Regions from separate parts of the Homo sapiens genome. Here region 2 is linked to region 1. A link is a contact called in ENCODE Hi-C or POLR2A ChIA-PET data. All regions are on one chromosome and are shown on one strand. The core of a region is the stretch at or near the end of the contact, and the rest is flanking DNA. Distances in the headings are between cores, read along the strand shown. Region 1 holds the start of TMPRSS15 (transmembrane serine protease 15). Region 2 has its middle 40 kb from the start of TMPRSS15.

The links. A loop is a pair of places that touch in the nucleus more often than their neighbours do. ChIA-PET counts read pairs that join two places held with the same protein, here RNA polymerase II (POLR2A).
Region 2: a map of OCI-LY7 shows a loop between it and region 1 (1.8-fold over the local background). The contact joins the enhancer-like site here to the promoter of TMPRSS15 in region 1. A Hi-C loop is called at or near these places in 2 of 168 maps with a recorded cell type or tissue (CD8-positive, alpha-beta T cell and OCI-LY7). POLR2A ChIA-PET finds 5 or more read pairs at or near these places in 2 of 52 experiments (OCI-LY7 and PC-3).

The regions. Positions count from the first base shown.
Region 1 is chr21:18,401,770-18,405,199 of GRCh38, reverse strand. It overlaps TMPRSS15 (transmembrane serine protease 15), which reads left to right and starts at 1,415. Exons shown (of 25, transcript NM_002772.3): 1 at 1,415-1,722. The coding sequence starts at 1,578.
Region 2 is chr21:18,441,797-18,445,325 of GRCh38, reverse strand. It overlaps a transcript of TMPRSS15 not described here. Among named protein-coding and RNA genes, the nearest start is that of TMPRSS15, 40 kb to the right of the region's middle. Within about 2 kb of position 1,510, at least 3 of the 41 ENCODE cell types and tissues checked have a DNase peak (open chromatin) inside an H3K27ac peak, as active enhancers do; they include OCI-LY7, where a contact is called at or near this core.

The DNA.
Region 1 (3,430 bases), core at 166-2,665:
GACATGTGAACTCACTGTCTTCTGCTTTCCTTCTATAAAGTCAAAAGAAATGTAACTTAAAGCGCTATATGATATTCTAAAAAGGGTTTGCTTCTGCACTAGCCATACAAAGAAAACAGTCATTGTGCTTTCACTTTGGCTTTCCAAATTCAAGAGGCGCTTTTTGTAGGTTCCAATTTTATCAGAGGGTCTGGCCTATTGTAATTGTCCCCTAGAATATAAATAAAATAAACTTCTCCCAAGTCCATAAGTGGTGTCTCTGATTTCATATATATATTTCATATATATATTTAAGTCAATTAGCTAAAAATATAAATATTTTCAATGAAATACATTTGTTTACTCATAATTCTATTTTTATCAGCAAAAATTCTTGAGTTTGGGGGCAACAGGCAATTCTCTTCTTTCATGGGTAAAGAAGAAGAAAAGCAGCTACTGTTCATCTTAGCCCATTATAATATGCCACAATTTCAGTGTGTTAGGGGTTTCCAATCTAAAACTTTCTTACCTCCTGCCAGTTTTATTTACCAGAATAAAAGTCACATTGGTTTACTTCAGAATAGATTCGGTTTTATTTAGTTTTAATTTTTGTGTTTTAAAGTTCCTGAACTCATCATTATTCATGGTGTGAATAATCCCAATGCTAAACCGTAATTTAATTATCAGAAAATGACTTTGATTTTTCCATAAAGCATATATCTACAACTATAACTATGATTATCTTAACCTGTTCTCTTGTTCTAATTGGCATATTTAAAGAGATAAAGTCCAGGGCAAGTGAGCAATGTCTTCCCCACCCAGACTATTTTCTTAGAATAGAAACACATATTTTATTCCTCTTATGACAGGTACTACCATTCATTAATAACTGCACAAGGCCATAAAGAGTAGCCATAGAACGCCTTGTTTAAGTGTACTTTCCCTTATGTAATACTGCCTTACATTGCATAACTTCACCTGGGTGACATAACAAAGTTTGCAACACTTTTGATTGTTTCCATAAGGAATACATGTATATGTATATGTACACAGAGAGAGTATATATATGTTAGGCTTTATATACATCTGCACCTAAAAGTTATTTTTAGAAGGTCTATATCAACATATAAGAGAAGTGTCTTAAGAATCATCTGAGTCAGAGGGTAGAAGGTTGATCTGTTAGGAACTCTCTCTATGAATATCAGATGCATGTGCCTAGTGACTAATTTGTCTGTCATGAATTTCACATTTTTCTTAATAGTTCTCAAAATGATAAAATGTCTTTTGTTTACAACATGAATTTAATTTGATTCACCTTGGCAAATGGCCTGTTCAGGTAGTTAACATTTACAACTCTAGGCATCTTTACTCATTTATATCTTCTTAAAGATTAACTACCCTTTTAATGATACTTAATGTATAGAGACATAATTTTGCCAAAGAGACATACACAACTCACTTACACTGACTGGTATGCATGTAGACAGGTGGTTGTTGCTTTACACATCTTTAAAAATTTGAGAGATTTTTCTCTTCAGTTGGTAGAATTATTTATATTCTCTTTCAGTTCTTAAATTAGCAAGCCTTCAAAACCAAAAATGGGGTCGAAAAGAGGCATATCTTCTAGGCATCATTCTCTCAGCTCCTATGAAATCATGTTTGCAGCTCTCTTTGCCATATTGGTAGTGCTCTGTGCTGGATTAATTGCAGTATCCTGCCTGACAATCAAGGAATCCCAACGAGGTAAGTCACATGGAGTTGGCTCGTGAAGGTGCTCTCAGCTGAATGTACACACTTTAGTGTCAGTTATTCTGTAAGTCTATTTTATTCATTGCCAACTAAATGCATTATTTTGGGCTTTCAATCTAATATTTCAAATTAATCTTCATGACAAAATATTTATGTTGCCTTCATGTACTTCTCTGTAGTTCCCTTCAGAGAATATTAGGAAAATTAATTGGTATGTAATTTGAAACTTAATGCAGAATTTAAGCATGAGACTGAGTAGTTTTTAAAATAAATAATGTTAAATAAGTATCTTGGTTTCAACATATAATCAAGTAGATTTCATGGCCCCTGATTTTGTTTTGATATAATTTAAATCACAAACATATTAACATGTTGTTGAATATGTAAGTAGATAAACATGCAAAGTTAACAGAAAATATTGTTTATTTCTATCTTCATTCTCTTATCAGTCTAACCATTTTAATTCTACTAATATAAAATAACTTGGATATAAATGTAGACTTAAAAAGGTCACAAACTGAGTAGCAACTCCGATAAACAGAAAAAGCATAAGAAATGATAACTCTTAGTTAGAGCTAACTTTGTACCAACAGCTTTTAAAATACCTTCAAATGTATTGTGTAGCTACAACATATGAAAGCTTATTGGTATGCTCGTTTTACAGATGAGGGATCTGAGACAGAGACTAGAAGTAACTTGCTTAAGTTCACATTATTAGTGGGTAGCAGAAGTAAGATTCCAAACTAGACAATCCCGCTCTGGAACTTATAGTCCATCTTACCACTTATTCATTTATAGGGTAAATTTAAAAAATTGAAAGCATAGCAATAACCTACGTATTAACAGTTTATTTTCTCTTAAAAACAATTTTTTACATTTTTAAAATGATGAACTTTATATATATATATGTGCATATAAATTCTCTCTTTTTTTTTTTTTTTTTTGAGATAGAGTCTCGCTCTGTCGCCAGGCTGGAGTGCAGTGGCACGATCTCGGCTCACTGCAACCTCCACCTCCTGGGTTCAAGTGATTCTCCTGCCTCAGCCTTGCTAGTAGCTGGGACTACAGGTGCGCGCCATCACGCCCAGCTAATTTTTGTATTTTTAGTAGCGGTGGGGTTTCACCATGTTGGCCAGGATGGTCTCAGTCTCTTGACCTCGTATCTGCCCACCTCGGCCTCCCCAAATGCTGGGATTACAGGCATGAGCCACCGTATCTTTCCATTGTGAGTGATTTTAGTTTTACCTATTAAATTCACAATTGTTGGGTTAGCTATTTTATTCTAGTAAATAAGTAAGTTTAAATTAGAATGTAATGCACATGCCATAGTTTTATTAAATAATTTTAGTATAATTCCTGGTCTATTTAAAAACTATAGACATACACACGGGCTATATTTTAAAGGGAAAGAAAGTGTGGATATTTTATAAAATTATACAAAGTACTAAAATACAATACAGATTGAATTAAACTTTTAGAAAAATGGCTGTTTTGGTCTTATTTAATTGCTGTGAATAACTTGAAGGATCTATAAGCATTTGAAAGTCCATTGGAATCCCTGTTGTTCAATAAACATACAAAGGTTAGTTATTTTACAAGTGAAAGAGAAAATAAATATTTATAAGTGATAATACTGTTTAACAGTGAACAGCTAAATATAAAAAGGGATTCGAGTTAATGCTTTACCAATACATCAGAGATC
Region 2 (3,529 bases), core at 261-2,760, 40 kb before region 1:
GACTGTAATCTCAGCTATTCGGGAGGCTGAGGCAGGGTAATCACTTGAACCCAGGAGGCAAAAGTTGCACTCCAGTCTGGGCAACAAAGCTCAACTCTGTCTCAAAAAAAAAAAAAAAATGTGGTATATACCAATGCAAGAATGGATTTTTTTAAATGGGGTATATATATATATACAATGGAGTACTAGCCAGCCAAATAAAATGAAATTTGGTCATTTCTGAACACATGGATGAACCTAGAAGACATTATGTTAAGTGAAGTAAGCCTACCACAGAAAGAGAAACATTAGCTTGTTGCAAAACTATTTACCATTTTTGCCACTAAAAGTTTTGCCACTCTTAATGGCAAAAACCGCAACTACTTTGCACCAAGCTAATTTTGTTGTCTCACTCATGTGGAATTTCAGAAAGTTTATCTCATGGAGGGAGAGAGTAGAATAGTGATTATCAGAGGTTTGGAAGGAGAGGAGGTAAGGGGGAGACTGGGAGAAGTTGGTCAACAAAGTTACAGTTAAATAGGAGGAAAATGTTCTGGCATTCCATTGCACAGTAGGGTGATTATAGTTAATAATAATATATTGTATAGTATTTCAAAATAACTAAAAGAGAAAGTTTTGAATGTTCTCACCAAAAAGAAATGACACATGTTTGAGGTGATGGGAATGCTCACTATCCTGATTTTTTTTTAATTTTTATACTTTAAGTTCTAGGGTACATGTGCACAACGTGCAGATTTCTTACATAGGTATACATGTGCCATGGTGGTTTGCTGCACCCATCAACCCGTCATCTACATTAGGAATTTCTCTTAATGCTATCCCTCCCCCAGCACCCCCATCCCCCAACAGGCCCCAGTGTGGGATGTTCCCCTCCCTGTGTCCATGTGTTCTAATTGTCCAACTCCCACTTATGAGTGAGAACATGCGGTGTTTGGTTTTCTGTCCTTGTGACAGTTTGCAGAGAATGATGGTTTCCAGCTTCAACCATGTCCCTGTAAAGGACACGAAATAATCCTTTTTTATGGTTATGTAGTATTCCGTGATGTACATATACAACATTTTCTTTATCCAGTCTTCCGTTAATGGGCATTTAGGTTGATTCCGTATCTTTGCTATTGTGAATAGTGCTGCTGGGTGTTTCTGGGGCAACAGGCTGCTGCAACCCTTGGCAAATTCAGGCTGAAGTAGGACTACGAGGCTGGAAGCCCTAGCAGGTGTGACTTGCCTGGTTACAAGGGGCGGGGAGTGTGCTGTGAGTGGATTCACCCACCCTGCCATCCGGATGTTTCTAGCAATAAGAGGAGGCTGTGCCTGCCAGCCAAGTTCAAACAGAAGCAGGACCACTTGGCCAGAAGCTCTAGCAGGAATTGCCCACCTGGCTACCAGTGGCAGGAGTGGGTTCAGTTGCCTGCTTTGCTGTGCAGGTGCTTCCCGCCACAACAGGAAGCTGCACCCTCTGGCTGAGTTCACACAAAAGCGGTACTGCTAGCTGGAAGCTCTAGAAAGCATTGCCTGCTTGTCTACCGGTGTCAGAGGGTGAGGTTGCCAGCTCTGCCATTCAGGTGTTTCCTGGAACAAGAGGAGGCTGCAGCCACTGGCTGAGTTCGGACAGAAGTGGGACTATTGGGCCAGTAGCTGGCACTGAGCCTTGTCTAGCAAGGTGAGGTGGAGCAATCTTATTGTTGGCACCACAACTGTGGCCTCCACTGGGGCTATGGCACCAGTGCTGGTCTGCTCCAGGGCACAAGGCTTGTAGAGGTTCCCTTGGAATCAAGAGTTGTCCCGGCAATATGTCCAGTTGACTTTCTGCCTCAGTCTAGAAGTGCAGTGGGGAGACCGGGGATGCCAGGAGGATTCTCTCATTCAGTTTTACACAGGTCCCTGTGGAGAGCGTGAGTGTCCCAAGGGGCTGTCACTCATTCAGTTTCCTGTGTTGGAGAGGTTCTCCTGGCTCCATGCTGAACCCAGACAGGCTGGTGCCAGCTTCACTCTTCCCTGCTTTCTGTGTCCCCTGCTGCCTTAATTGATCCCAGCATGGTTTCTCAGCCGATCGGCCTGCAGAGTCAGTGTTCACCAGCCCCTCTGTTCTCTACGAGAGCAGCACACCTGAGCTGCTTCTATCCTGCCATCTTTTATTTATTTTATTTTTTCTTTTCGTAGCTTCCCTGCCGTTTTTCCTCATCTCTTGTTTCTCTGCACTATTTAATCGGGGCTAGTTTGCCAATTTCTTTGTAATTTGTAAATATACACATGCAAAGTGTCCATGGATAGTTGGAGGTTGGGGAGGAAGATGGGTCAGTATATTTGAACTTAATTCAAGGTATATTTGAACTTAATTCTAATTAACCTACATCCCATCACCTGTTCTTAATCTATCCAGTAATCACTTCCTAATACCTTTGGTGATTAACTCTATGTATGGTACCCCGAACTGATTTTTTCAGGCGAAATAGAATTGATACGTCAGAATCGTATTAAAATATACTTCATTTCAAAACTGATTTTATTCTTTCAGAACACTGCATTAACCCTAGAATGAAATCATCATAATAAAAGTTTGAGGAAATATTTTATCTAAGCTTGGGAGAAATTACCATGGAATATCTGTATAACAAAATAAACAGAGCAGTATTTGAACTCTGATCAACTAGCTGGATGTCCTTGAGAGAGCCAGATAAACTGTCCCAAACTTACCGGGATAAGAAATGTGATATTCAAGGTAGCAATATTTTGGCTTTGTGTGATGCAAGGGAGTTTTTTCTCCTAAGAACATCTAGGAAGTTGTGTATCATTAAGGAAAACCTAGCATTGATTACTTTGAATAATTTATTTAAAAATATAAATAACTACTTTATAGCTTAACTTATATTTGGAGCAAAAGTTTGCAAGAGTGAATGAAAAATATATGTAAGGAGAAAAAAGTACAGAAAACATTTGTCTGGTTTACACAAATAGCAATGTGGTGCCAGAATGTTTTATTACTTATAGTAGATAATCTGCTAGCAAATACGTCAAGCCCATCCATGCCAAAAGCTAATAATGAGCAAAGTAGGATAAACATCGTTCTTAGGAAACAGCCATATCTGATGGAGAGAGCAGATGAAATACAGGATATTTTTAAATAAAATTAATCAAAATAAGACTCAAGGTAACTAAGAAAAAACAATTCATTGATGTTAAAGTAAAACAGTATTATTGGAAAGATAGGAATTTTAACAACACAAAGGACAGTTATAGTAAAGTAGCAATGAAAGAAGAGGAGGAATGAGTAGGAGATTACGTTAAACTAAGGAACAACTTTGATCATCAGAGATTCTTTAAAATAATGTGTCCTGGGCCGGGTGTGGTGGCTCACGCCTGTAATCCCAGCACTTTGGGAGGCCTAGGCAGGCAAATCACTTGAGGTCAGGAGTTCAAGACTAGCCTGGCCGACATGGTGAAAGCCTGTCTCTACTAACAGTACAAAACTTAGCTGAGATCGGTGGCGTGTGCCTACAGTCCCAGCTACTCAGGAGGCTGAGGCAGGAGA